Regions from separate parts of the Homo sapiens genome. Here all the other regions are linked to region 1. Evidence: chromatin contacts called from ENCODE Hi-C or POLR2A ChIA-PET data. All regions are on one chromosome and are shown on one strand. The core of a region is the stretch at or near the end of the contact, and the rest is flanking DNA. Distances in the headings are between cores, read along the strand shown.

Region 1 (4,120 bases), core at 867-3,366:
CGTGTCAGTGGGCTTGGAAAGAAGGTGTGAAAAGATCAAAGATCAAAAACAGCAAGAGAATGCAACAGGATTTAAAATCAGTAAGAGAAGATTTTAAGGAGAGGAGCCAAGGACAGTCAAGCATTTCCATCCTAGAAGGATGTGGCCATTTACAGAAATAGGGAGACAGGAGGAATTAGTAGGAGGAAAAATGACACATTTAGTTTTAGACATTTAGTTTTCTTTATTGCTCAAGGATATTTCCTAAAAAACAACAACAAAAAGACATTTCGATTTTTTCTTTTTCTGAGACGGAGTCTGGCTCTGTGGCCCAGGCTGGAGTGCAGTGGTGCGATCTCGGCTCACTGCAAGCTCCGTCTCCCGGGTTCACGCCATTCTCCTGCCTCAGTCTCCTGAGTAGCTGGGACTACAGGCGCCCGCCAGCACGCCCGGCCAATTTTTTTGTATTTTTAGTAGAGACGGGGTTTCACCGTGTTAGCCAGGATGGTCTCGATCTCCTGACCTTGTGATCCGCCCGCCTCGGCCTCCCAAAGTGCTGGGATTACAGGCGTGAACCACCGCGCCCGGCCGATAACTTATATTTGAAACTAGAAAAGAGGTAGAGGCAGGATGGGCCATGGAGAGACAGCCCGCATTAAAGGTTGTGGGAAGAGAATAGAAGAGTCAGTGATGGGGGCAGAAAGGTAAGGTTTGAGGGGGCAAGTGTAGAGTCTAGAGAAGCCAAGCCGAATTTGAGGAAGAGGAGGCGGCGCGGAAACTAGTGAAGGAGAAAACATGGAAAGGGCTAGTGTATTTAGTGAGCTCCTTCGGAACCTTAGAGAACAAAGGTGTTACGGAACTATATGCTCTCAAATTCACACTAAGCACTAAATTCCCGCCGCTATGGTACATTCTGGGGAAAGGAAAAACAGCGCAGTCTGGACCCAAGAAAGCTCACAGCGTGGCAAAGGAAGTGAGAAGTGAGTGAAAGATACAATGTTGATTCTGTCTTCCCTGGCAGTAAGAAAAAAAAACAAAAACAAACAATGTTTAAGTGCTTTGGCCGGGCATGGTGGCTCACGCCTGTAATACCAGCACTTTGGGAGGCCGAGGTGGGTGGATCATGAGGTCAGGATTTCGAGACCAGCCTGGCCAACATGGCGAAACCCCATCTCTACTAAAAATACAAAAATTATCCGGGTGTGGTGGCACACACCTGTAATCCCAGCTACTTGGGAGGCTGAGGCAGGAGAATTGCTCCAACCCAGGAGTCGGAGGTTGCAGATCGCGCCACTGCACTACAGCCTGGGCAACAGAGTGAGACTCCGTCTCAAAAAAAAAAAGTGCTTTAAGAGAGGTGTGCACAAGGTACAAACAGATGCCCTGAGCAACTGGCGACCGTGTGGGGCGAGACTCGGGAAGGGCTGGTAGGAGGGGCTGCTGTCCAGGTGCGTGGTGGTCCTCAAGAATTCATGGGGGCAATTCCAGCAGAATCGGCCTTTTGAGGCCTCAGGCAGTTCTTGTGGGGACCGAGGCGACAGATAAGGAAGGAAGGGATACAGGCGCGTTAGCAATAACTGGGTTCTATTTGAAAGACGCAGGGGGCCGGGCTTGGTGGCTCGCGCCTGTAATCTCAGCACTTTGGGAGGCCGAGGCGGGTGGATCACGAGGTCAGGAGATCGAGATCATCCCGGCTAACATGGTGAAACCCCGTCTCTACTAAAAATACAAAAATTAGTCGGGCATGATGGCGCGCACCTGTAATCCCAGCTACTCGGGAGGCTGAGGCAGGAGAATCGCTTGAATCTGGGAGGCAGAGGTTGTAGTGAGCCGAGATCGCGCCACTGCACTCCAGCCTGGGCGACAGAGCGAGAATCCGTCTCAAAAAAAAAAAAAAAAAAAAAGACGCAGGGATGGAGTTTGCCGCCTGAAAGGATACAGGAAGGAGAGGCGAAAAACTTATCTGAATTCTCACTGCTTCCTTACAACTGGCGACCAAGTGGACCAAAAACCTCCAAAAACCTCAGTTGGCTGGGCTACGGGGTCCTTGCTGTCCTTCCTGGGCTTCTGTACTCGGCCGGAACTTTGGTGTTCTGACGCCTTGTTTGGCATCGGAAGGGAAAAGCAGATGGACCTATACGGGTAAAGTGGCTTCTGGGCGGAAGGTACACTATAGGCTCGGGGAGGTAAGCGGCGGCAGGCCGGCGGTTGGTGTGTCCCGGGTGTGGGGAGGCGACAGAGCCCTGGCACTTGAGGGTTGAGGGGGCCTCCCCAGCGCGGCGAACCGTCTAGCCTCCGGAGGCCAGGCCGTGAGTGCGGGAGGTATACGCCAAGGCGGAAGAATTTTGCCACTCACTACCTGTGTGACCTCGGGTAAATTAGCCTTGGAACGTCAGTTTCTTCGTCTCTATAATTGAAATAATAATAGTACCTCTCTCAGGATTGTTGTGAGCCGTCAGTGAAACACTTAGAGCAGTTTCTGGCACATGGTAAGGCATGGATAGCTTTACTAATTCTACTCACTTCTAGCTGCGTGGATTGTGTTGTCAAAACCCACCGTCAACCTCAGGGCGGTATTGTCCAGTTAATAGTTTAGATTTTCTGTTTACTGGTAGAAAAAAAAAAATGAAACAAAGCATTTATAATTAAAGTTATATTATTAGAGAAGTAACACTACGGAGGGTTTGGAAAACATTTTATGAGCTATCATTTGTTTCTCAAATTTCGGTATGTGTAGAGGTAAAATCATTTAAGTGCAACCGGCGCGGGGGAATTTAAATATTATCCATAATTCCGGGACCTCAGATCAACTGTTAATTTTTCCTGGTTCCCTTAACGTTTATAATACATGTGAAAACATACTGTTTACATGGTTTTGATTTATCAACAAACCTTATTGATAATGTCGGCTGGGCGCGGTGGCTCACGCCTGTAATCCCAGCACTTTGGGAGGCCGAGGCGGGCGGATCACTTGAGGTCAGGAGTTCGAGACCAGCCTGGCCAACATGGTGAAACCCTGTCTCTACTAAAAATACAAAAATTAGCTGGGCGTGGTGGCGCACGCCTGTAATCCCAGTGACTGAGGCAAGAGAATTGCTTGAAACCAGGAGGTGGAGGTTACAATGAGCCGAGATCGCACAACTGCACTCCAACTTGGGGGACAGAGCTGGACTCTGTCTTAAAAAAAAAAAAAAAAAAGTTGGGCATGGTGGCGGGCACCTGTAATTTCAGCCACTCGGGAGGCAGAGGCAGGAGAAGCACTTGAACCCGGGAGGCGGAGGTTGCAGTGAGCCAGGGTCGTGCCATTGCACTCCAGCCTGGGTGACAGAGCGAGACTCCATCTCAAAAAAAAAAAAAAAAAAAAAGGTTGGGCGCCGTGGCTGACGCCTGTAATCCCAGTACTTTAGGAGGCCCATGTAGGCGGATCACCTGAGGTCAGGAGTTCGAGACCACTCTGGCCAACATAGTGGAACCTCATCTCTACTGAAAAAACAAAAACAAAAACAAAAATTAGCCGGGCATGGTGGCGCCCGCCTGTAATCCCAGCTATTCAGGAGGCTGAGACAAGAGAATCGCTTGAACCCAGGAGGCGGAGATTGCAGTGAGCGGAGATCTCTAGCCTGGTGACAGAGCAAGACTCCGTCTCAAAAAAAAAAAAAAGTATTGATAATGTCATTTTACCTATTGGTGTCTGTATCCTACAGAAAGGAAATACGTATCTGACTTGTTTCATAGGATTTGTGTGTGGATGGCATGAGATAATATATATCAGGGTGATATGAAAGTGTTAGGAGTAGGCTGGGCATGGTGGCTCACACCTGTAATCACAGTACTTTGGGAGAACAAGGCAGGTGGATCACGTGGTCAGGAGATCGAGACCATCCTGGCTAACACGGTGAAACCCTGTCTCTATTAAAAATCCAAAAAAAAAAAAAAAAAAAAAATAGCTGGGCATGGTGGCGGGCGCCTGTAGTCCCAGCTACTCGCGAGGCTGAGGCAGGAGAATGGCGTGAACCCGGGAGGCGGAGCTTGCAGTGAGCCGAGATCGTGCCACTGCACTCCAGCCTGGGTGACAGAGTGAGACTCTGTCTCAAAAAAGAAAAAAAAAAGTATTAGGAGTGGTATTCATCAGGTGCAGTGG
Region 2 (3,755 bases), core at 97-2,596, 710 kb after region 1:
CAGGTGCACGCCACCATGCCTAGCTAATTTTTCCTATTTGTAGAGATGCGGGTCTCACTATCTTGACCAGGCTGTTCTCGAACTCTTGGGCTCAATCGTCCTCCCGCCTCCACTTCCCAAAGTGCTGGGACTACAGACGTGAGACACGACGCCCGGCCAGTATATTTTGTAATAATTCACGGAGTTGTATACAGTTGTGAATGTGAATTTTTCTACATGTATATTACATTGCGCTTTAGAAGTTAAAAACAAACAAACAAACAAAAAAACAGGGGCCAGGCGCTGTGGCTCACGGCTGTAATCCCAGCACTTTGGGAGGCAGAGGCGGGTGGATAACCTGAGGTCAGAAGTTCGAGACCAGCCTGACCAACATGGTGAAACCCCGTCTCTACTAAAAATACAAAAATCAGCCTGGCGGCGTGGTGGTGGGGGCCTGTAATCCCAGCTCCTCGGGAGGCTGAGGTAGGAGAATCGCTTGAATCCGGGAGGCGGAGGTTGCAGTGAGCCGAGATCGCGCCACTACACTCCAGCCTGGGCGGAAGAGCGAGACTCCATCTCAAAAAAAAAGTTTTAAGAAAACCAAACCTCACTTCAGATCATTCTCTAGGCATCATGTGAATGGTTTTCCGCATTAGATGATGAAAACACTGTTTTGGCAATCGGAGATTGGTACTTTCTAAGCACGGTGTAATGGAAAGACAGATCAGGAATCCGGAAGCCCTGGCTGTGATATTAAACAGCTGTGGCTACACCGCTCTGATCTCGGACTTCTCGCTCGAACCCATAAAATAGGTGTTGCCTATAAAGGCTCTAATGTTTCTCCCCTAGTTCTAAAGACTGAGGTCCACTTGTGTTTTCGCCCCAGCAGCTGAGGGTCGGTCGGGCGCGGACACGCCCTGCCACGTCCGGGTTTCACACTGCGCGCGGAGGCCCCAACTGCCGCTGAGCACTGGACCGGCCAGGACGCAGGTGGGCGAGGACGAGCCGCGGCTCTGGAGGGCCCAGCCTGCGCCTCACACACTCACCTCGGTCCGCAGCGCTCCTCTCTCCAGCAGGCCCCGCGCTCCGACTTCACCCCGCGGGCGTGGCACGCGCCCGACCCGCACGGCCCCCAACGCCCCTGGCTTACGCTCCACTTCTCTACTCGCTTGCCCCAGCCTTCTGCGCACAACCCAGATGAGTTGCAGTTCCCAGCTGCACGCCTCGGGAAGCGCCGCACTCTCCTTAGGGCTCGGTCTCTGGCCGCTGCGCGCGGTCCGCCAGCGGCTTTCAGAATTCCCGCCAAACCCTCTCGCCCAGGGTCACGCCCGCGTCGACGTAACGTATCCCCGCCTCCCGGATCCGCCTTCTCCCCGCTTCCGCCCTGCGCGCTAACCCAAGACGGGAGCTCGAGAGCTTGATCCTGCGCGAGTTTACAGACTGCCCTCTTCCCTTTTTGCGTAAGGACTAATTCAAACTTTATGCCGGGGGCGGTGGCTCACGCGTGTAGTCCCAGCTGCTCGGGAGGCCGAGGCGAGAGTATCGTCTGAGCCTAGGAGTTCGAGGCTAACCACGGCAACGCCCCTACTCCTACCCCAGTCCCTCGCGGGTGGGGCGAGGGATTTCAGGGGGCGGTGGGGGAAGACTTAACCGAGTTGCCGTCTTCTGTTTACCAGATCGAAGACCACGACTCCCAAGAGGTAATGCGTCGGCCCGGGACTACATCTCCCGGCATGCATCGCCGGCGGGTCCGCGAGTTCTCACCATCGCAGCTGGACTATTAGCGGGGGCCCTAGCGCTCTTGTGGTTTGTTTCGGCAGTATCTGAATGTCAGCTTTTGGCACTTCTGGTCGCTCTGAGCCTCCTACTCGCATTCCTGGAGCAAGGTGCTTTCCAGGCCTCATGGAGGTGGAGGAGCTGAGGAAGCTCGAGAAGATGGATAGAAGTGGGAAATGGAGCTAGCGTACGGGAGAGGGAAATGGCTGGAATATTCGTCAATCTGTGGTGCTTTACTGGAGATTTGCAGGAGTTCAGAGGAAGGGGGCATTGAATTTCATAACCTAAACCGTATCGTGGTTTACCAGAAAGTTTTGACCCGTGATTCCGGTTTTAAAGGCTGAGTAGGGCCGGGCGCGGTGGTTCACGCCAGTAATCCCAGCAGTTTAGGAGGCCAAGGCAGGCGGATCACCTGAGGTCAGGGGTTGGAGATAAACCTGGCCAACGTGGTGAAACCTCGTCTTTAGTAAAAAATACAAAAATTAGCCAGGTTTTGTGGCACATGCCTGTAATCCTAGCTACTCGAAAGGCTGAGGCATGAGAATCGCTTGAACTCAGGAGGAGGTTGCAGCCAACCGAGATCTCGCCGCTGTACTCCAGCCTGGGCGACAGAGCGAGACTGTGTCAAAACAACACCACAAGCTAGCTGAGTAGGGATTCTTGGGCGAAGTGGAAGACATTATAAGCAAATAGGGTAGTATGGGCATGGAAACGAACTACATGATTAAAGATTAGTATTATCTGGCGAGGGAGGAAAAGTGCCAGAGCAAGTGCCGAAACTGGAAGGTTACATTTAGTTCAGGATATGAAGATCATATAAGGCCTGCACGGTGGCTCACACCTGTAATCCCAGCACTTTGGGAAGCCAAGGTGGGGGAGGATCGCTTGAGCTCAGGAGTTGGAGACCAGCCTGGGCAACATAGTGGGACCCCATATCTCAAAAAAAAAAAAAAAAAAAATAAGCTGGGCGTGGTGGCTTGTGCCTGTGGTCTCAGCTATCCCGGAGGCTGAGGTGGGAGGACTGCTTGAGCTCAGGACGTCAAGGCTGCAGTGAGCTATGATGGGCCACTGCACTCCAGCCTGGGCTACAGAGTGAGACCTTGTCTCAAAAGACAAGCGACAACAACAAAACATGTAAGGAGAGGCCAGGCGCGGTGGCTCAAGCCTGTAATCCCAGAACTTTGGGAGGCCAAGGTGGGCGGATCACGAGGTCAGGAGTTCAAGACCAGCCTGGCCAAGATGGCAAAACCCCATCTCTACTAAAACTACAAAAATTAGCCGGGCGTGGTGGTGCATGCCTGTAATCCCAGCTCTTTGGGAGGCTGAGGCAGAGAAGTGCTTGAACCCGGGAGGTGGAGGTTGCAGTGAGCGAGATCACGCCACTGCACTCCAGCCTGGGCAACAGAGCAAGACTCCGTCTCAAAAAAAAAAAAAAAGGTAAGGAGCTTTGGTCTCTAGGTACTGAAGAAATCATTGAAGTTTTTAAGAAGACAAGTCATTTGGTTAGATCTATTTTCCCTCCACTTACCAATTTATTTTTATTTTTATTTATTTATTTATTTATTTATTTTAGATGGAGTCTTGCTCTGTTGCCCAGGCTGGAGTGCAGGGACGTGGTATCAGCTCACTGCAACCCCACCTCCCAGATTCAAGCGAGTCTTCCTGCCTCAGCCTCCCAAGTAACTGGGATTACAGGCGCCTGCCACCACGCCCAGCTAATTTTTTGTATTTTTAGTAGAGACAGGGTTTCACCATGTTGGCCAGGCTGGTCTCGAACTCCTGACCTCAGGTGATCCACCTACCGTGGCCTCCCAAAGTGCTGGGATTACAGGTGTGAACCACCGCACCCGGCCTTATTTTTTTATTTTTGAGACAGCATCTCGCTCTGTTCAAGTTGGCCTTGAACTCCTGGCCTCAAGTGATCCTCCCACCTTGGCCTCCCAAAGTGTTGGAATTACAGGTGTGAACCATTGCAATGGCCTTATTACTACTTTATATTT
Region 3 (4,364 bases), core at 1,619-4,118, 650 kb after region 1:
GATTGTGCCACTGCACTCCAGCCTGAATGGCAGAACAAGACCCTGTCTCAAAAAAAAAAATTATATATATATATTTCTAAAAGGGCTGGGCATGGTGGCTCATGCCTGTAATCCCAGCATTTTAGGAGGCCGAGGCAGGAGGATTGTCCGAGCCCAGGAGTTTAAGACCAGCCTGGGGAATACAGGGAGACCCTGTCTCTACAAAAAAAGTAAAAAATTAGCTGGGCATGGCGGCATGTGCCTGTAGTTCCACCCCCGGCTGAGGTGGGAGGATATTTTGAGCCTGGAAGGCAGAGGTTGCAGTGAGCTGAGATCATGGCACGCCTGGCTAATTTTTTTTTGTATTTTTAGAAGAGACAGGGTTTCCCCATGTTGGCCAGGCTGGTCTCGAACTCCTGACCTCATGATCCACCCACCTCGGCCTCCCAAAGTGCTGGGATTGCAGGCATGAGCCACCGTACCCAGCCAATTTTTGTATTTTTTAGTAGAGATGGGGTTTCACCATATTGGCCAGGCTGGTCTTGAACTCCTGACCTCGTGATCCACCTAACTAGGCCTCCTAAAGTGCTGGGATTACAGGCGGGAGCCACCGTGCCTGGCCTAGAGAAAGAATTATTTTTTAAGGCATCAAGAACCTTAAACATTATACACAAGGGTAAGGCCACCATCCCAAGGCATTTGACTTGTCACCTCTCTTGGAAGAGCCGGGGTAGATGAGGCAGATGTTCTGGGCAGAGGGCAGGACAACAGTTTGGGGTCTGGTCTGCTCTCTTCTCAGGCTGGGCTGTGGAGGGGGTGGGAAGGTGGGCAGTGCATATCTCAGGCAGCCAGGCCTTTATTACATTTGCAAAGCTAGTCTGCAGATGCAGCACAAGATAAAGAGCTCTGTCCAGAGCCACCCACCACACTGCTGATTGCCCTGGCAGACACGTGCCTGCCAGATAACATCTTTAATATCCAGGGGGAAATGAATTCCCCTGCTTGGTCTGCCCATTTGGCCTAGCCTCTCATCACAATCCGTTTATCTCACAGAGCTGCCTCCCCCCCGTAGAGAGGAGAAATTATTGTTCTGCCACTGAGTTTTCTGCCACAGCTGAGAACACACTGTCAAAGTGGCAGGGCGTGCTGTCGGTCACGCCTTCTTTTCTTCCTTCCTCCATTCAGCTTTTATGGATGCTTTTGCATTAGAGCTGTGCCAGGCACAGGGGACCTGGGATGAATCAGGAGTGAACCCCATCCTGGAAGAGTGGGCAGTCCAGTGGTGTAGACAGAGTAGAAAGCAAATAATCACAGAACAGAGTGTAATGGGTCTGGTGCGGTGGCTCACGCCTGTAATCCCAGCACTTTGGGAGACTGAGGCAAGCAGATTACTTGAGGTGAGGAGTTCGAGACCAGCCTGACCAACATGTAGAAATCCGGTATCTACTGAAAATACAAAAAGTAGCCAGGCGTGGGGGTGCAAGCCTGTAATTCCAGCTACTCCGGAGGCTGAGGCAGGAGAATTGCTTGAACCCAGGGGCGGGGGAGGAGGTTGCAGTGAGCCGAGATCGCACCACTGCATTCCAGCATGGGCGAAAAGAGCGAAACTCCGTCTAAAAAAAAAAAAAAAGTATAATGGAGGCAATAGAGCCACAGGAGCAAAGCAGGGTGAAAAGCTTAATTTCACCAAGGTGGTGATCTGGGAAGGTTTCCAGAGGAAATTTTTATTTCCTCCAAAATAAAGTGTATATATATATATATACTTTATATATATATAAATATATTTTTTGTTGTTGTTGTTTTTGTTTATTTGTTTTGAGAGGAGGCCTCACTCTGTTGCCCAAGCTGGAGTACAGTGGCGAGATCTCGGCTCACTGCAACCTCTGCCTCCTGGGTTCAAGCAATTCTCCTGCCTCAGCCTCCCGAGTAGCTGGGATTACAGGCGTGCACCACCATGCCCAGCTAATTTTTGTACTTTTAGTAGAGACGGAGTTTCGCCAGGTTGGCCTGGGTGGCCTCGATATCCTGACTTCTGTTGCCCAGAGTGATCATGGCTCACTGCAGCCTCGACGACCTGGGCTCAAGTGATCCTCCCATCTCAGCCCCCAGAGTATCTGTGACTACAGTCACGTGCCACCACGGCCGGCCTCCTGTATTCTTATATGTATACAATATCTCACAATTAAAGGGTAAATAAATATAAGATCTAGTCAAGGGTATTGGGAGGACTGGCCTAGATATTTCTTTCACTAAACTAAATTTTAACTCTTAAGAAATGTTCACAATAAAATTGTTATCATAGTCCATAAAATCGGTCTTTTTAGTTGCCACAATTATAAGAAGTTGCATACAATTACAAGAGTAAAACAGAATTATAAGACAGCACGTTAGGTTTAAGATTTATGGCCGGGTGCGGCGGCTCACGCACTTTGGGAGCCCGAGGCGGGCGGATCGCACTTTGAGAGACCAGGAGAGCGGGACCCAGTCTCTACAAAATAAAAATAAAAATAAAATGTGGGGAGAGCGTGACGTTTTCCAGGTACAGAGGGGAGGTCCAGGCAGAAGCGCAGGTAGAAAGTGTGAATATGCTGAGCGTATTCCGGGAGCAGCAAGTTAAGCCGGTGTGACCGGAGGGAAATGGAGGCCTGGCTGCCGGACGGTGAGGGTGACTGCGCGAGCGTCCGCCCAAGAAGTCTCCCTGCCTTCCCGCCTTTCCCCTGTCTTGGGCCCCTTCTTGCTTTCCTTTCGCGCTCTGTGCTGACTCCGCCCCTCCGGCGGCGCCCGTGGCCCCGCCCCTGAGGGAAACAGACAAGGGGCGGGGCCGGCGCGGTCATCTCTCTGCGCCTTCCCGCAGGGCGCCGAGCACCTGGCGCCGCCTGCCTGACGTCACGGTCACTGACAGCGTGAGCCCGCGGCGGCTGCTGCCATGGTGGCTGGCGGCCGGGTAAGGGTCTGAGTGGATCTCCTGCCAGGCCAGAGCGCCTTCGGGGGCCGCGGCGGAAGGCCAGGAGTTTGCAGCCAGGGCGCCGGGTTTGTGGTCTGCAGTGTCGTGAGGCTGAGGTGGGGGTTGAAGGCCCAGAAGCCGGACTCTGTGACCCGGGTCGGGGGGTGTACTGGAGGGGCGGCTACGTCCAGGCTGGGTGAGAAGAGAGGCAGTGGGGCCCAGGAGGCTGGAGGAAGCCTTAGGGTTCAGACTGGGGTGCACGTAGTCGAGAGCTCAGGGTTTGGGCAAGGGGATACCTGCCGGGGTTCAGCCTTGAGGGTGGGTTTACCGGGTTCACGAATCTCTCTCTCTCCTTACCCCCGCCCGCCCGCCCGCCTGCCTGCTCCCGGTGACTTCTGCTGGCCGCAGGTGCAGCATGTCTAGACTGGGAGCCCTGGGTGGTGCCCGTGCCGGGCTGGGACTGTTGCTGGGTACCGCCGCCGGCCTTGGATTCCTGTGCCTCCTTTACAGCCAGCGATGGAAACGGACCCAGCGTCATGGCCGCAGCCAGAGCCTGCCCAACTCCCTGGACTATACGCAGACTTCAGATCCCGGACGCCACGGTAGGAGCCCGTCTCCTGAGACCGCGGTCACTGCAGACTAATGGGCCTGAGGTCTGGGCTGCTTTCGGTGGAGACTGTGGGACAGGGTAACGGAGAGAAGTGCTTTAGGGTTTCACTTTTTTGGAAGCTTGTTGAAAAAGCAGTCGTCGGGCTGGGCGCGGTGGCTCACGCCTGTAATCCCAGCACTTTGGGAGGCCGAGGCGGGCGGATCACCTGAGGTCAGGAGTTCAAGACCAGCCTGGCCAACGTTCAACCAGATGTCAACATGGTGAAACCCCATCTCTACTAAAAATACAAAAATTAGCCGGGCGTGGTGGCGCGGCCTGTAGTCCCAGCTACTGGGGAGGCTGAGGCACGAGAATCGCTTGAACCTGGTAGGCGGAGGCCGCAGTGAGCTGAGGTTGCGCCACTGCACTCCAGCCTGGGTGACAGAGTGGGACTCTGTCTCAAAAAAAAAAAAAAAAAAAAAGCAGTCGTGGTTTTCTCTACTCTTTCGCCTGTACTCACAAGAAAGTATATTTCAAAAAGACTGTTTAACTTTCACTTTTAGTTCTGGCCACAATAGTGCTATGTGGGTATTAAAGGCACTTGCTTAGTGTTGGGTGAGGTGTGTAATAAGTAGAGGAAGAGTCCAAAAGAGGGCAAAAAGAATAATCTTGTAGGGATTAAAAGTCTTGAGGCTTATGTATTAAATCATATATTAGAATTTGAAGACAACTTGGCAACTATCAAGACAACTTGGCAACTATCTCATTCAAGTTTTTTTTTCTTTTTATCCCTCCTATGAGGAAACCAAGATTCAAAAAGATGGTATAACTTTCCTGAGGCTGTCACAGATT
Region 4 (4,045 bases), core at 679-3,178, 810 kb after region 1:
CTGTACTCAATAAATAGACTGTTAGGTATTTCTTTGATCTCAGGGTGCCATGCATCAAGAAAATTTGGGAACCACTACTCTAAATAATCCGTAGGTCCTCAAACAGCGACTGAGCCCAATTAGCCTTTGAGCTAAGAGTGTTTTTTTACCCTTTTAATGGATTGTAGAAAACAAGGCAAGCAATAACAACTAAACAAAGAATATGTGACAAAGACCATGTAGCCTGCAAAGCCTGAAATATTTACTATCTGGCTCTTTGCCCACTCCTACATTTATACGACCGATATCTAGAGTTAGTATTTTCCGGGATTGTAGGAGGATAAGAGTGAAATGACAGAGACTCTAGACCTGTGCTGTCCAATATAGTAGTTATTTACATTTAAATTAATGAAAATAAAATAAAATTTAATAATCAGTTCTTTGGTCACAATAATGACATTTCAAGTGCTCCATAGTCCCATGTCGCTAATGGGTAGTATGTTGGAGTGCACATATAAAACATTACCATTTTCACAGGAAGCCCTGTTGGACAGCACTGCTTTACTGGCAATATCTAGAGTCAGTATCTTTTACAGTCTATTATTTAACATCGAACACATCATTAATACTACCATTCCAAACATTTTAATTCAATTTACATGTATTTATCATCTTGTAAAGATTTCCAGCCATTCGCAAAGTCAAGAATTATACTGCTTTGACCCTAACCTTTAATTACCAAAATTTTACCACATATTAACTCCCATCTGTAAATCATCTCTCCAACCAACGTCCACCTCAAATGCGGTCTTCTCCACAAATCCATCACCAAAAGCATCAAATAAGCTCTCCCTTTTCCGTGCTCCCACACCACTTTAGAATGTCCTATAATCTTTTACATTCTGTCTTGTATTCTAGTTATTTGTGTATATTAGTTATTTCCCTTTGTAAACCCCTCTAGGTTTGGGAATCATCTGTCCCCGGCCCTATCACAGGATAAGGAACCCAATAAATATCTACAGGATTCGACGGAAGTGAAAACATCAATTTTAATATCTAGACTGGAATAAGCTTCTGCTTTGGTCTTCATCCACATCCTTTATCTGTTAATGCCTATTAAACCTATCTGTAAAATTCCAATCGGCAATACTTTTTCCTCCCTCAAACTTGAGTATTTAAATAAACGTGAAGAATAAGGGCTTAAATCCTGAGGAATAATGAACAGAAGAGGATTTTTAAAAACTAATTTGCGCAGTACTAATATTGACTTCATTTGTTAAGGTTATTATACTTGCAGAAAACGAAAAATCTGTTACGTGCGGCCAGCACTCCGAGCAGACACCTTAAACCACGAAGAGCTGAGAATTTTAAAATCACTCATTGCTGTCACTTCATTTAGAGCCAAAAAAAGCTTAAGTGAGAAATACAAACAGCCGAGAGGTCCCTAGGGAAGAGCGGCAGGGGTGCAAGAAGAGTCCGCGAGCCCTGACAGAGGACGGCAGGGCGGGGCGGAAGAGGACGCCAAGAGAGCGACGGACAAGCAACCCGAGCCGGGTGGCCGGAGGGGCCGAGGTGCAGGCGGAGAAGTGTTAGGGAAGCGGGAGGCGGCACAACGTACAGGCCGAGGAGGGGAAAAAGGGCACAGTGTGCCCGGCCCGGGGCAGGGGCGTCTACTCGGCCCGGCGCTAACGGAGGCCGCCAGGCTGAGGGAGCGTACCCTACCTCCCACCGCAGGAACTTCAGGGCGCCCAGACAAAACCCGAAGCCTTCCCTGAAGCCCAGAACGAAAGAGTCATTCTCTTTACCTGCCGCGGCAAACCTCCTCGACAAATTTTGCGCAGACTTGTTTGGGGTCCACACGCTCTGAGTTTCCTTAGAGCGGAAACAGACAGCCGCCTCTAGCAGTCCGCTCACAACGCCCGGCTCGCCTCAGTGAAGTATTCAAATCTAACCGCCTAGGTGATGCGCACGCGCAAAGCGGCTCTACGCGTCGGCTCCGCCCCTTAGGTTCCAGACCAACCCTATTTCTAAGACTCCTTTAGGGAAACTACTTTCCCAGACTCCGTGCCAATTTTATTTCCTTCAGCTTTATCTCTTTTTCGACCGAATTTCCTCTGCCCCTCCCCAGTGGAGACCTCCCCCACAATCGTGGGAGCGGCCATCTTCTTTCGATTGCTTGCTATGGAAGTGATTGGACTTTGGCTTCCGTACAAAATGGCGGCTTCCATAACATTGCGTCACAGCCCCTTGATATTACTCCCTATAGCAATCAGGAAACAGTAACTTACCGGGACGAGGTGGCCGAGTGGTTAAGGCGATGGACTGCTAATCCATTGTGCTCTGCACGCGTGGGTTCGAATCCCATCCTCGTCGATGTGGTGGCTTACTTTTGCTTGTAACCAAAGTAAATTTGCAGAGCAGAATAAATTTTTTAATAACCAAAGTAAATTTGCAGAGCAGAATAAATTTTTTAATAACCAAAGTAAATTTGCAGAGCGGAAAAACTTGAATACTTATTATTTATTACTCAATTAATCTGGCACCATCAGTTTCAGGCCTGAAATGTTGAAATACAGTATTTGGAACGTTCTGACATCACAGATAAAGAAAAGGGAGGGAAAGAGACTTTCCAGGAATCAGAAATCATGCTGGATTTAATTTCTTTTTATATGGAGTTAACAACAGTGAATAGAATTCCACAATTATTACCATCCCATATGTTCCAATGCTGCTCTGTTCCAACTTTAACACAGCTCCTAACTGAGGAGTTTCAATTATTGTAGACTGTTACTCTGGGGTTTTTAACACCTGTCCTGATTATGAGATACCAGGTTTCACTTCAAAAGCTACCATGAGACACTTTATCCGGTATTTATTATCTACAGGCACCACATGTTTTACATGAATTACATCACTATAACCCTTGATCATGACAAATATTTTTATTACTCCATTTTACAGATGAGGAGACTGAAAGATTAGCTTGCCCGAGGTTATACAGCTTCTAAATTGAAGAAAGGAGAGTGTAACCCAAATCTACTAGACGCTGGCTTAATCACCCTTCTAATCTGTGCTGTAGATTAATAATTAGTATTTATCAATCCTACACTGTGCTGTAGATTAATAATCAGTATTTATCAATCTTTTGCAGTCATGGTTTACAGATTGTCTCCTCCACAAGGCTGTCTGCATTGCACCATGCTCCACAACACGGCCTCTGGCAGGTGCTTCAGCAAGGTTTGGGCACTGAGTATGGAAAGCAGTGGCCCCATTCTCTGCTGGCTCCAGTGGCTTCTTTCTGTTACAGATCCAAATCCGTTGGGAATGTTGATACCTCCTTGGGCTCAGGACATTGAGTCACCCTTCCTTAGCCTTGCTCTCCAATGCATTCTCTACCCTGCTGCTAGGAAGGGTTTCTGCTGGGTTCCACGCATTTCCAAGGGGTCCATGGATAGAATTCAGTGGGTTATTTGGTTCAGAAAAAGATTTCATCCTTATTTCCACACTCCCTAATTGAAAGCACATCCTTCAATAACGGTAAGCAACTAACTACAGTAATATTAACCTTATCCATTATTTTGTCACCAATAGAAATCACAGATATTTTTATATCAGATTACTGTTATTGCTTTACGCTCATTGCTACTTCAAAATTGTGGTAATTTTTAGACCTGCTATTATGTCTTGTAATGTTATGCATTCATAAAGAAGTGCATGCATTAAGCTGGGCGCGGTGGCTCACACCTGTAATCCCAGCTCTTTGGAAGGCTGAGGTGGGTGGATCATTTGAGGTCAGGAGTTCAAGACCAGCCTGGCCAACATGGTGAAACCCCATCTGTACTAAAAATACAAAAATTACCCGGGCGTGGTGGCACGTGCCTGTAGTCCCAGCTACCGGGGAGGCCGAGGCAGGAGAACTGCTTGAACCCGGGAGGTGAAGGTTGCAGTGAGCCAAAATCATGCCACTGCATTCCAGCCTGGGCGACAGAGCAAGACTCCATTTCAAAAAAAAAAAAAAAAGTGCATGCATTATTATATTATTACATCACAAACTTTGAGAATATTT
Region 5 (4,303 bases), core at 792-3,291, 830 kb after region 1:
TTGGCTTTGCTAATTGTATTTTCTCTACAATAAAGGTATTTAAAAGGTAAAATTTTTTAGCCGGGCGCAGTGGCTCACGCCTCTAATCCCAGCACTTTGGGAGGCTGAGGTGGGTGGATCACGAGATCAAGACCATCCTGGCTAACATGGTCAAACTCTGTCTCTACTAAAAATACAAAAATTAGCAGGCGTGGTGGCACATGCCTGTAATCCCAGCTACTTGGGAGACTGAGGCAGGAGAATCGCTTGAACCTGGGAGGCGGAGGTTGCAGTGAGCCGAGATCGCGCCACTACACGCCAGCCTGGGCAACAGAGCAAGACTCTGTCTCAAAAAAAAAAAAAATAAATAATCAAGGTAAAATTTTTTTAATGGAGGAAAAAACCTCCATAAATCATCACTTATTACGATCTTGAACAAACAAAACTAAGGCTTAAGTCCAGGGATATGGGCTCTAGACCAGGATTTGCCACAGGCTCGCTACATGCTCTTGGGCAAGTCATTTATCTTTTCTGGGTCTCTGCTTCCTGTGGAATGTGAGGGTTAGACCAGATCTGTGCTTTAGAAATTGGGATAGGAGAGGGAATTCGTCAATGTATGATATATTGACGCAAATCGATTGATCAATGGAACAAGTTACTCCAAAACCATCCATTCCCCAAATGCTGTAATCGCCTTTTCTCCACTCACAACCATGGTAAACTAGTGTTACTGAGAGGTAAACAGTGTTACTTCTGACAGGGGTGTCTGGTACCTCATAGATGTGATGGAATTTTAAAGGAGTCAAAGCACTGGGCTAAACAATTCTAGTCTCTATCCCTGACATCTCATAACTCTATGTTAAATAGTTTAAGTAGTAGTTATAGGAACATAGGCTTTGGTAGTGGCACTGTTGATAGCCTTACCCCTGTGAGTTTCCTTAGTTTCCTCAGAGGTAAAATGGAGTGGCAATACCTACTTCACAAGGCTGTCATTAGAATTAGTGGACATACAATGTTTAACTTTGTGCCCAGCACACAGTAAAGAGACATAAATGATAGCCCCTATTATTACTATTTGCACAGAGATCTACAACGCAGGGTAAAGTGATCAGTGCCCTTGCCACAAGACGGTGTTTAAAGGAATTATGAAAATTCCAACTTCTGTCCCTTGGAAACAAGGAAGCTGCCTTGAGGAAGAGGATAAACAGGCTGAGTCCTGAAGCACAGACACCCTGGCCACTTGCGGAGGTGGGAAACGGGCTAAAATAGTGTTCCAAATGAAAGCGAGAACGCTTTAGAATTGCCATGATTTTAATCCAGTACCTATGCTTTACTAAGACTAAAAAACAAAACAAAACAAAACAAAACCCGGCCCCTTTTCCTCGCCCGCTTCTGGCCAGCCCCATCAGGACTCCACCTTGAGCACGATGTTGAGGTCCTGCACCGGCTTCTCGTTGAGTTGCAGGCGGCCCGCCCGGACCGCGGCCTCATAGTAGGCCAGGGGCTGAGCTCGGAACTCGGTACTGAAGACGTGCAGCAAGCTGTGGCCCACCCAGCGACCTTTGCAGTAGGTCCGGAAGTCAAAGTAATAGGGCCGCACCTTACGCAGGCCGCCCTCGAAGTAATAACTGGTTTCTGCAAAGTGCTCATCTCCGAAGCTCACCCCGGTCCGCCGCTTCTTCGGGGGCGGCACGACACGCTCCCTGGTTGCGCCCCGCCGCTTCTTATGCTTGCCCGGGCCTGGGGCTGCAGCCGAGGGATGCTCCCCGCCTACTGGGGCCGGCTCCACTTCCCGGCCAGCCGGCTTCGGGGGCCCGGGGGACAGCTCAACCTTCGCGTCGCCACCAGCGTCACCGTTTTGCTGATGCGAAGCCCTCAGCCCGCCCTCTGTCCCAACCTGGGTAGACACTGTTTCTGCCATTGGGCCCTTATCGCCACTCCAAGTCCTGGTAAAGCTAGGGCGCCTAAGGTCGTAGCGCCAATGTCCAAGAACCCTGAGCCATCCGCGGCGGTCCAGCCACATAACCACGCTGCCCCCACTCCACTCCCAGGGTCGCGATCTGAGGACGTCACTCGGCCCCAGCGAATCAGGGAGGCCCAGTCCCGAGGCGGGGTCTGCGATAAGTGAGCGAATGAGTGAGCTGCTCGAATTAAATTAGGTGAATTGAGTGAGCTTAGAGATGAGAGACTGTAAATGTCTCACCAAAAGTGACCTTACTCAGACGTCTTCCTATTAGGGAGATACGACGTTATTTATAAAGGAAACCCTTGGAATTGCTCCGTGTAAAGGCCATGACAGGAGTAGGTCGTGTAAATTCCGAGTAGTCCCTTGGGTCTGAAGAAACGCTTGAAAGGAGCTTTATTTAAGACAAAACAAAAACTAACAACCAGAATAAAGATTGCTAAACTCTGCGAATATACTAAAACCCACTGTATTCTATATTTTAAAAGGGTCAATATTATAGTATGTGACTTGTATCTCAGTAAGATTGTTATATATGTATTTAAAACACACACAAGCACCCCAGAAGCAATGTGTTCACACCTGTGTTTCCCCCTAACAGCATGAGAAGGATTAGTGATCCCCATTCGCCTCCCACATGCTTCCATCCTGAGATTAAAACTGCAAATAGATCAGAGGATATATGGCGAGGGTTCTTAAGTGCAAAATAAACCAACTCTGGCTAATTTCATCAGAGATAGAATTATGGAAAGTATATTAGTGCCTCATAGAATTCACAAGACAACTGGAGACTAGGCTCAGAAAAAGGGCCAAATCAAGGGAAACCAAGCCTTTTGAGAGCCTGGCTTCAGACATGTCAGGGAAGAAACCCAGTTGGGATGCAGTAGACACAAGAAACTATGTTGTGCCAAAGGACTCTTTTTCCTGCAGCCCTGCCACCCCTTGGAGACCCCTAAATCTCCCTGTGTCTCTGTGTCCCTCTTCCAAGGTTAAGAGTCCTGCAGGGGAGGACTTCCATCAGCCAAACCTCATTGCTCTGAGCCCTCACTTCCAGGGTGCCTGGAGATGGAAGAATTTAACCCTCTTTTTTTTTTTTTTTTTTTTTTTTTTTGAGACGGAGTCTTGCTCTGTCGCCCAGGCTGGAGTGCAGTGGAGCGATTTCACCTCACTGCAACCTCCGCCTCCTGAGTTCAAGCCATTCTTCTGCCTCAGCCTCCTGAGTGGCTGGGACTACAGGCACGCACCACCACGCCTGGCTAATTTTTATATTATGAGTGCTGGGATTACAGGCGTAAGCCACCGCGCCCGGCCAAGAATCTAACCCTCTTTGGTATCCAGAGTGGGATTCTTCCAAATAAGGAGGCATTTCAATGTTAGTTTGCCAAAAAAAAAAAAAAAAAAAAGACAGTCTAATTCTTATCCTAGGCATTTGTATTCTGGAGAGGAGAAAGGGAAATCTTTTTTAGCTAAATTCCTTCTTCAAGTCATTAGTCTCACCAAACTAACTGAGGGACTGCAGCTGAGGTATCCACAGCTGCAGAACTCCATATGCTGAAAAGTCTGATTCCTGACTACCTCCAGAAATAAGAGGTAGAATTCTCCATTGATTGTGGGGTATGTTAGAACCAAACTACTTCACAGGAGGGACATCATCTCTCAAGTGCATCATTTCATTAAGATATTTACAGTGAAAGCAGAACCTTATCCAAAAGAAAAGTATGTATTCTTAGCTAGCCTCTTTGCTCCATAGGATTGGGGTGGGAGAATTAAATTAGTTAATTCAAGTAAAATACTTGGACTAGTGCCTGGCAAAACTGTGGAGACAGAAAACATAGCAGAATCTTGTTCCTCCTCCCCTTCTGACCTACTAAATGAGAATCTGCACTTTAACATGATCCTCAGGTGATTTTTCTGCATATTAAAGCTTGAGAAGCACTGGCATAGACCATGTAGAGTAGACATTTGTCATATTCTGTAAACATCCAGCATCTTCCGAACACCCTTCTTTTGGGTGGGGAATTTCTCACATTTCATTACTGCCCCCAAAAGGTAGAAGCCAGAGCCTTCCCACACTCTCTTGCAGCTTGGACATAGGCATTTGACCTGGGCTCTATCTCTTAGACAGAGGCTTTGGTTCAGAGGCACACAGCCGCGGAAGCAGGCTCAGTGTGAAATCCGTGTCTAACAAGGTAGCATTGGAGGCATCTAATCTGGGAGGCCAACAGTCGGGGAGGTTCTTGTGTCAAGTACCCAATCGACGAATAATGCCAGCTATAGATGTTCAGTGGCTGTGGGGTGTTCCCTGAGCAGTCTCTCAGTGAGATTCAGATACTGTCCCTGGCTGTATAGACCTAAAGCCTG
Region 6 (4,210 bases), core at 644-3,143, 810 kb before region 1:
AGGAACAGCAATCTGAAGAACTGACTATATTCTCATGCTAAGTCATTAGCCAAAAGCTGGTGGTATTGTTGCATGCTGCTATTGCATATTAAAACGTAGCAGATGAATAATAGTTGTAATGCAGCAGGATAGTTGGTCAAATTATTTTTTTAGGCTGCTTTGATGTTGACTTGAGACTAGGAAAAAAAAAAGCCCATTGTGTTAAGCGGGAGTGTATAGTTCAAGTTCTATAGCCTGGGCCCTGATAATTCTACTTACAGCTTTCTGTATTACTGGGAATAGATATAGTGTGTCATTTCTTAGGTTCAGAAGAAATTGATAGCTTTGCAGTAATCTGTAAAACAATATAAACCTTAGGGTTTTGGGCCTGAACGAAAAGGTACTAGACCTTCCAGCACAACAGCTGGTAATTCTAAATTTTTAAGAAGGTGATCAGCTTCTATGGTGAAAATCAGCTATAACACAGGATTTGTGTAGCAATTTTCATGTTTTTGACTACTTGAAAGTACTTTTCACTTGATTATCAGAACAGCATTTGGTAAAGATGGGACAAGTATTCCTAATTTACATATGAAGAAACTGATATTGTGTAAAAATAAAATGACCAGGACCAGTTTTTTTGACTTCATATCACAGACTTACCCTTTTTCTTTTACATTTTTGCTTTAAACCCAAATGCTTAATTTTTTGACCTACGATGTTTTCCTAGGGGGAAATGACCAGATATAGATCATTCTTGCAGCCCAAACTTTGTTGTTTTTTAAGTCTTCAAGGGGAATACTAAGGTAACCGCAGACAGTACAGGTCCCAGGTCCTATAGGAGGAAAAGCCATGACACCTTCCTAAAGGAATATTAGGATGTAAGACACAGCTTTGGAAAGTTGAATTGGTAGGAATGTGGTCATCAAATTAAAAGGAGGCTTATTTCACTGACTTCCAAGAGTTAGTGAATCATCTCTTGCCTAAACTCTTGCTACTCAAAATGTGATCCAGGGACCAGCAACATCTGGGAGATTTTTGGTGCTCAACTGAGGGTCTTACTCTGGTCCTACTGAATCAAAAGAGGCATTTTAACAATGTCTCTAGGTGATTTGTATGCACGTTAAATTTGAAAAGCATTGGCCTCAAATGGTGGTTCTCAGGGTAATTTTGCCTCCCAGAGGACATACGGAAAAGAGACATTTTTATACCTCTGTGGGGAAGATAACTGGCATTTGGTGGGTGGAAGTTAGGGATGCTGTTAAACATCTTACATTGTACAGAACATGCCCCCTCCCCCAACAAGAAATTATCCTGTCCTAAATGCCGGTAGTGCTATCGCTGAACAACCCTAACCTAAAATGGTGGTTCTCAAGCTTTTAAGTGCATGGACTCACCTTGGGGTTTATTAAAACATAGGTTGCTGTTCCCTTCGAGTTTCAGATTCAGTAGAACTGGAATGGGCCTGAAACTTTGCATTTCTAACAAGTTCACAGGTGCTGCTGCTACTGCTGTTGTTGCTGGTCTAGAACCACTTTCAGAACCACTGGCCTAGAACAACCATGAAAGCATTAAGGTAAGGTGCTTGTACTAATTGGGATATAATGGTAATACTAAAGCTACCACTTACTGAGAGCTTAGTGGGTGTCAGGTGTTGCTAAGCGCTCACGACACTAGGTCACAGGTATTTACAAAAATTTTGCAGATTAGGAAAGTATGGCATCGAAATATTAAATTTTCTAAATCACAGCTAATTTCCTAATTGGTAGATCTCCGTCTGAGGTCGACGCCAAAGGCCGAGTTTTTAACCATCACGCCCACTGCCTAAAGCAGTTCTAAGATTAAGAGTTTGTTCCTTCTATGGTAAGCCCATGGCTACTCGGGATGGAGTAGCTATGGGTCCAGAGTGACGATGGCAACTCAGCAACAAAACAATTCATTTAGAGTGCACCGGGAGGAAGGGGCGGGACTTCGGCTGCGGAAGAGGCGGGCCTAACTAGCAGGAAGTCCGGGGTTGACGATGGCTGTGTTGTTGAAGGGCCTGTAGCCGGGGGGTTCCTGGCCGGATCCCGGTCTACCCTTAGCCCAGACTCGTTCCGGACCCCAGCCCGGCCCGGAACACTCTGGGCGAGACGGCGGTGGCAACTCTCCCCTTGCCGCCATGCACGACGCTTTCGAGCCAGTGCCGATCCTAGAAAAGCTGCCTCTGCAAATCGACTGTCTGGCTGCCTGGGGTGAGCCGAGGGGCCGCGGGGCCGAGGCGGAGTCAGCACAGGAGCGGTCCGGATCTTTTCTGAGGCCGGGGAAGTGGACAGGCGTCCATCCGTGTGGGCTTCGGTTGGATGCTACACGAGAGGGGCTTAGGATGAGAGAAGGCAGAGAGATGACCACCGGCTATAGACATCGATGTCTGTGGGGCTACTTGGGTGATCCCAGTGATCCAGTCATTTAGGGGAGTTCCCCTTGCTTTTGCTCTCTGTGCAGAGTGGGAGGATGAGCTTTCCTTTTTAGTTGTGCTCAGCTTTGGCCCATTTTGATTCCCACGAAGACTTCATTTTAGAGGGTCAAAGCAGTAAGAAGTTCTCAGCCTGCCAGGGGCTTGAAGTTGTCCAGATGTTTGTGTTGTTTTCTAGATGAAAGTCAACCCTGGTTTTGGGGGCATTGAACAAGTTAACACCATATGCTTTTTTTTCCCCTTAGTGATCATTCGTTCATTTCTCATTCCTGTAGGGAACTCATGTAGTTAGCTAACCTTTGAATCTAGCCAAGCGGTTGATTACCTTATATCCAAAGTGTCCAAGTTACCTAACTGTAGGCGGAAGAGTTTCCAGACTGTCTTGAAACCTAACCCATAAAAACTAGCATAGTCCTTTTGGGATTGACTAGTGCAGAAGGCCGGGACAGACATCTCTTGTGTGCTCTGAAATACAAATGAAGGTTTCAGGGATAACGGTGAACATTGTGCTCTTATCCGTGAGTGACTGGTTTGATACCAGCCGCCAAAGACCAAGGAAATCATTTCTAACTTTCCTCTTAATGTTTAGGTCCTAGAAATCAAGGACCATAAAAAGATGATTCAGATCCCTTAATCAGATCTTATACTGAGCTAGATAGGTAACCATGATGGGCCTTATGGAATCTTGGTGGTGTCTGATACCATGTGCGTCAGCTGTTCACAGTGTCACCGAGTCATCCTTGCAGAGTTCTTGATGACTTCTTCTGTAGGGTTCTTTCACGAAGAATTTTCATGTTAATGTGCACCCTTCCTCCTTTAGCAGCTCTGGGTCTCTTTAAAATCATACCTCCACAGTAAGCAGTTCTAGTCCTTTGGGTTAAGAGGAGAATCCTACTTCCTCCAGACATCTCAAGAAAACCAATTTCTGTCATTAAATGCTCTCATTAAACATTTAAATAGAGGAGGAGAAAAAGTTTTTAAATGAAAGACCTGACACTGCATGAAAGGATTAATTCCCCCATTGCTTCATCAGATATACTTATTAGGTGGCTACACGGGCCATTCTCTTTGCTTGGGACAGTAATACAATGATGAATAAGAAACAGTGCCTGTGCTCCTAGGACACACACTGGGGGACAAATACACGTGAACAGATTATAATACTAGAGACATATGCTGCCTATTATTGCAACATGGATGAGGGGGTACCCAACTCAGCTAAGGACATATGTTTCTGAAAGGGATTAATGCAGCTGTGGCTACACTTGACTTAGCTCGTCAGAATCCTTGACTCTGATCTCCTGTTGGACCATTAGCACATAGTGCTCCTAGACTCTCACCAACTCCACTTTGTCACAGTAAAGATTCCTTGCACCTGTGGTTTTCAGGAACACAGTTTTGAAACAATAGGTAGCTTTTGGCCTTCCTTGATCACCCACCGAACAGGAGAAATGCTCTTTGGTTCCTAAGGTGCTTAGGTACATATTAGGTTACAAGAGGCCATTAACTGCCTCCTGCTTCAAAAGTGCTTTATTTCCAGATTTGAGCAGCAGTAATTATTGCTCTTTCTAGTCATTACCCCTTTTTAACTACATTGTGCCTTTGGATGGAAAGTTCGTCCAGGAACTTCCAGAGGCAGGTCACACAGGGCCAAATAGTATTTGAGGTGTAAATGTCTTAGAGACAACATACTCTGTCTCCTGGGAAATAGAAATCAGGAGAGAACATGATGAGGATGATTTCTTTCTAAACTCCAAAGTTGTATAATCCTGCTGC
Region 7 (3,733 bases), core at 342-2,841, 600 kb after region 1:
CCAGGGACTCTCCAAGCACACACAGAGAGAAGTCACTGAAGTTATGACCAGCTGCTGGGAGGAAGAAGAGGAGTGGGGCCCCTAAGGCCTAGGGATGGTGAGTAAAGCAATTCCTCGGTTTCCAGTACCTTATTCAAGCCAAATGAAGGTTTATACAAAATTCCCATGCTTTCTACCCTGTCTTCAATTCCCTGACCCAGGGATGTAGAAGACAGATAGATAAAGCCCAGTATTTCAGGCCACTGACTCTTCCACAAAGGAGAATCAGAGAGACAGGGCAGAGCCGATGCCTCCTCTGCTCTTGCAGAGATGGAGGGAGGCTTGGCTCAGGATGGGCTAACAATAGCCTCCATTTATTAAGCACTTACTATGTGCCAGGCACTAAACCCAGTACTTAACATTCATCATGTGATTTATTCCTTACAATTTACACACATTATTTTACTTAATCTTGATGCCAACCGTGATTATCCTTATTTTGAGAGGGCCAGAGAGGTTACATAACTTATCCAAACCAAGGTCACCGCCTCAATAAGACAGCAGAGCTCAGATTTGAACGCTGACTCCAAAATCCAGGTTGGTGAATGCTGCACGGTCCTGCCTTCCTGCGTGACACTAATTTACTCCATCTAGTTCCCATCATCTCCTGGTCAGAATCCCTGGCCACAACTGAGGCAGAGGGAACCTGCAGTTTACCAGAGGAATCTGGCAGGTCTGTGATAGGGACAGGACAGTCAGCCTTCACCATGGTGCCCCGGAAGCAGGAGGAAGTGTGGTAATCTAACTCCAGCGACCTGGAGAAGGGCAGGCTGCGGGATGGGGAAGATTTCAGAGCAGAGGGAGTAACGGGCTTGGTGTGATGGACACCGCGCTTCGGAGGAGCAGGGTGGAGAGAAGAAAACCGCCAGATGCTACACTGGGCCGACAGAAAAGAGTAGCTTTGCAAAAACGACGGCAGCGCGCTTTACAGTTTATAGGGAACTCTCACCTAAAGCACTTCAGTGGACCCTCACATAAACCCTGAAAGCGAGAGAATGTTAGCCCCATTTTACAGAAATGGAAACTGAGGATCAATGACTTCATCAAAACCACACAGCTGGAAAGGAGCCGTAAGACCAAGTCTTTGGACGTTAAGTCCCGCGCTTTTCCCTCCTCTCCTCCCTGGCCCTGCAGCCCTCGGGGAGGGAAGACTCGCCTCCTTCTTGAAGAGGGTGAACTTGACAGCGCAGCCGTAGCACCTACTCTCCATGGTGGCTCCCAGCACCGCAGGGTCTGCAGAGCTGAGATCACGCCGGCCAAGTCCTGGGCCCCTTGGACCCTCACCCCAGCTCCGCCCTTCCCTTCCCTGCCCTGCCCCGCCCCACACGCCCACTGGCACTGTCCCGCCGCGACCTAGAGCAGGGAATCCGGACGCTCTCCTGCAGCCAGCGTACGGCAGCGGCGGCAACGGGGGCTGCTGGGAGTCGTAGTTCATTCACGACTGCCGGCCTCCCTCAGAGTCAGTCAAGCCTGACCCAGAACACAATTCCCAGAGGGCTAGGCGCCGCTCGGAGCCTGCAGTCCTCACGCGCGCTTAGACTCTTGGGAGTTGTAGTACGAATCCGTCAGGCCGGAACCATGGCAGTGACCAAGGAGCTCTTACAGATGGACCTGTACGCGCTGCTAGGCATTGAGGAGAAGGCAGCGGACAAAGAGGTGAGAACGGTGGCGAGGAAGGCTGATCTTGAGAGGTCTGGCGGTCCTTCCTGTCCTAGCGCCTCGGCCACTGCTGGCATCCGCTCTCCAGGTTCATTCGGGTCCTGGGCGGGGAGCGAGGGTCGGCGCTATGCCCTCCGCAGGCGGGCTCCCAGACATTTCCTGGACGGTCCGAGGGCCTCAAGAGGAAGCGGGGTACAGAGGGCTCTTCGCGCCGGGTGGCTGTGCTCTCCCCGTGGCCCCTGTCTCCTAGAGGCCGCGGGGCGAGGCAGCAAGGAACGCTAGCCTCCTCTGCGCCTGCGCAGTCTCGGCCTCCGTTTCCGCTTCTGCCTTGACTGTGACAAGAGGTGCCTCATTTCAGTCTCTTCTGCAGGCTGATTTAATTCTTCCACTAAGAGCCTAGAACGAAAGAAAAGTAAGATCTCAAAGCCTCTCCACTCCCTTTTCATGCCCCCTTGCCAATGTGACCGATGACCCTGCTGTCTCTATTTTCTTTTCCACTCAAGCCCATTGACTCTTTTCAAGTAGCTGATGCCCTTCTCAGCATGTGCTAGTTAGTGGGCTAAAAGCAGGAGGATCAGAAGGTTAAGGCAGATGGTATAGAGGTCCATGCTACCTTAGGTGGTGATAAAGATGCCAGGGAGTGAAACACTGATCAAGCTGGATTTAGGATTTCTTTTATCTCCCCCTGGATCATGGTGGTAGTTTTAACAATATACGAAGGAGAGGCGTTCATCAAATGAAAATTAGTGCCCAACTGAGCCGAGATCGCGCCACTGCACTCCATCCTGGGCGACAGAGCAAGACTCTTTCTCAAAAAAAGAAAGAAAGAAAGAAAATTAGTGTCTACTAGGCCGGGCGCGGTGGCTCACGCCTGTAATCTCAGCACTTTGGGAGGCCGAGGCGGGCGGATCATGTGGTCAGAAGTTCGAGACCAGCCTGACCAATATGCTGAAACCCCTTCTCTACTAAAAATACAAAAATTAGCCGGGCGTGGTGGCACACACCTGTAGTCCCAGCTACTTGGGAGGCTGAGGCAGGAGAATCACTGGAACCCGGGAGGCGGAGGTTGCAGTGAGCTGAGATTGCACCACTGCACTCCAGTCTGGGCGACAGAGCGAGACTGTCTCAAAAAAAAAAAAAAAAAAGGAAAAAAAAATAGTGCCCACTAATGTCCCAGTACTTCTGGGCTGCCCTGCTCATGGGGTGAGTGAGCTTTTGAGAAGAGGAAGCTCTGGGGCAGAAAATCAGAGAGACCCAGAGGGCCCTTGAGAAATGCTGTCAACCTGCACAAATCTGTCCCCTGCAGCCGCAGCTGAAATCAGAAATGGCCATGGGATGTCTATGAAGCATCAAAAGCATCTGCTCCACCTCTCTCGTGTTTCAATATTTTAGGATTAATAATTCCTAACATCTGTATAATGCTTACTATGTCCTAGACAGTATTTTTTTTTTCTGGATAGTATTCTAAGTGCTCTATGTTTACAAATTATTATTTTTTAAATTCTTTATTATTATTATTTTTTATTATTGTTTTTGAGACGGAGTCTCGCTCTGTGGCCCAGGCTGGAGTGCAGTGGCGCGATCTCGGCTTACTGCAACCTCCGCCTCTCGGGTTCACGCCATTCTCCTGCCTGAGCCTCTCCAAGTAGCTGGGACTACAGGCGCCTGCCACCATGCCCGGCTAATAATTTTTATTTTTAGTAGAGACGGGGTTTCACCGTGGTCTCGATCTCCTGACCTCGTGATCTGCCCACCTCAGCCTCCCAAAGTGCTGGGATTACAAGCGTGAGCCACCGTGCCCGGCCTATTATTATTTTTTGAGACGGAGTCTCGCTCTGTCGCCCAGGCTGGAGTGCAGTGGCGCAATCTCAGCTTACTGCAACTTCTGCCTCCCAGGTTCAAGCGATTCTCCTGCCTCAGCCTCCGGAGTAGCTGGGACTACAGGCATGTACCACCACGCCCGGCTAATTTTTTTTTTTTTTTTTTTTTTGAGACAGAGTATCACTCTTTGGCCCAGGCTGGAGTGCAGTGGCAT

Evidence for each region. A loop is a pair of places that touch in the nucleus more often than their neighbours do. ChIA-PET counts read pairs that join two places held with the same protein, here RNA polymerase II (POLR2A). Pooled maps may share reads with other maps.
Region 2: a pooled map shows a loop between it and region 1 (15-fold over the local background). The contact joins the promoter of RAD51-AS1 here to the promoter of NDUFAF1 in region 1. A Hi-C loop is called at or near these places in 2 of 168 maps with a recorded cell type or tissue (CD4-positive, alpha-beta T cell and naive thymus-derived CD4-positive, alpha-beta T cell) and 9 of 50 pooled maps. POLR2A ChIA-PET finds 5 or more read pairs at or near these places in 1 of 52 experiments (PC-9).
Region 3: a pooled map shows a loop between it and region 1 (5-fold over the local background). The contact joins the promoter of RMDN3 here to the promoter of NDUFAF1 in region 1. A Hi-C loop is called at or near these places in 2 of 37 single-sample maps with no recorded cell type and 9 of 50 pooled maps. POLR2A ChIA-PET finds 5 or more read pairs at or near these places in 2 of 52 experiments (A549 and activated T-cell).
Region 4: a pooled map shows a loop between it and region 1 (8-fold over the local background). The contact joins the promoter of KNL1 here to the promoter of NDUFAF1 in region 1. A Hi-C loop is called at or near these places in 1 of 37 single-sample maps with no recorded cell type and 6 of 50 pooled maps. POLR2A ChIA-PET finds 5 or more read pairs at or near these places in 1 of 52 experiments (IMR-90).
Region 5: a pooled map shows a loop between it and region 1 (8-fold over the local background). The contact joins the promoter of RPUSD2 here to the promoter of NDUFAF1 in region 1. A Hi-C loop is called at or near these places in 3 of 168 maps with a recorded cell type or tissue (CD4-positive, alpha-beta T cell and CD8-positive, alpha-beta T cell) and 15 of 50 pooled maps.
Region 6: a loop to region 1 is called in a map with no recorded cell type, with 13 times the contacts of the local background. The contact joins the promoter of VPS39-DT here to the promoter of NDUFAF1 in region 1. A Hi-C loop is called at or near these places in 1 of 37 single-sample maps with no recorded cell type and 5 of 50 pooled maps.
Region 7: a loop to region 1 is called in a pooled map, with 8 times the contacts of the local background. The contact joins the promoter of DNAJC17 here to the promoter of NDUFAF1 in region 1. A Hi-C loop is called at or near these places in 2 of 168 maps with a recorded cell type or tissue (B cell and CD8-positive, alpha-beta T cell), 1 of 37 single-sample maps with no recorded cell type and 10 of 50 pooled maps. POLR2A ChIA-PET finds 5 or more read pairs at or near these places in 3 of 52 experiments (CD4-positive, alpha-beta T cell, Panc1 and activated T-cell).

What each region holds. Positions count from the first base shown.
Region 1 is chr15:41,400,492-41,404,611 of GRCh38, reverse strand. It overlaps NDUFAF1 (NADH:ubiquinone oxidoreductase complex assembly factor 1), which reads left to right and starts at 2,116. Exons shown (of 5, transcript NM_016013.4): 1 at 2,116-2,468.
Region 2 is chr15:40,692,696-40,696,450 of GRCh38, reverse strand. It overlaps RAD51-AS1 (RAD51 antisense RNA 1), which reads left to right and starts at 1,346. Exons shown (of 2, transcript NR_040058.1): 1 at 1,346-1,439; 2 at 1,656-2,717. It overlaps RAD51 (RAD51 recombinase), which reads right to left and starts at 1,277. Exons shown (of 10, transcript NM_002875.5): 1 at 1,026-1,277. RefSeq lists enhancers at 1-432, 433-1,030, 1,068-1,127, 1,598-1,747, 1,628-2,225 and 1 more.
Region 3 is chr15:40,753,758-40,758,121 of GRCh38, reverse strand. It overlaps RMDN3 (regulator of microtubule dynamics 3), which reads left to right and starts at 2,868. Exons shown (of 13, transcript NM_018145.3): 1 at 2,868-3,039; 2 at 3,332-3,525. The coding sequence starts at 3,339. RefSeq lists enhancers at 2,408-2,517, 2,608-2,727, 2,938-3,147 and a silencer at 3,263-3,477.
Region 4 is chr15:40,592,132-40,596,176 of GRCh38, reverse strand. It overlaps KNL1 (kinetochore scaffold 1), which reads right to left and starts at 1,928. Exons shown (of 26, transcript NM_144508.5): 1 at 1,785-1,928. TRS-GCT4-2 (tRNA-Ser (anticodon GCT) 4-2) reads left to right here and starts at 2,271; the gene lies at 2,271-2,352. RefSeq lists enhancers at 1,449-1,768, 1,989-2,208 and a silencer at 2,329-2,378.
Region 5 is chr15:40,567,037-40,571,339 of GRCh38, reverse strand. RPUSD2 (RNA pseudouridine synthase domain containing 2) reads right to left here and starts at 2,041. Exons shown (of 3, transcript NM_152260.3): 1 at 1,397-2,041. The coding sequence starts at 2,002. RefSeq lists enhancers at 1,410-1,459, 1,209-1,708, 1,770-2,099 and a silencer at 3,944-4,123.
Region 6 is chr15:42,206,084-42,210,293 of GRCh38, reverse strand. It overlaps VPS39-DT (VPS39 divergent transcript), which reads right to left and starts at 1,893. Exons shown (of 3, transcript XR_932181.3): 1 at 1,610-1,893; 2 at 1,377-1,530. VPS39 (VPS39 subunit of HOPS complex) reads left to right here and starts at 1,990. Exons shown (of 25, transcript NM_015289.5): 1 at 1,990-2,213. The coding sequence starts at 2,141.
Region 7 is chr15:40,805,331-40,809,063 of GRCh38, reverse strand. DNAJC17 (DnaJ heat shock protein family (Hsp40) member C17) reads left to right here and starts at 1,591. Exons shown (of 11, transcript NM_018163.3): 1 at 1,591-1,695. The coding sequence starts at 1,618. It overlaps ZFYVE19 (zinc finger FYVE-type containing 19), which reads right to left and starts at 1,975. Exons shown (of 11, transcript NM_001077268.2): 1 at 1,196-1,975. The coding sequence starts at 1,474. RefSeq lists enhancers at 943-992, 1,623-1,672, 1,713-1,762, 2,223-2,312.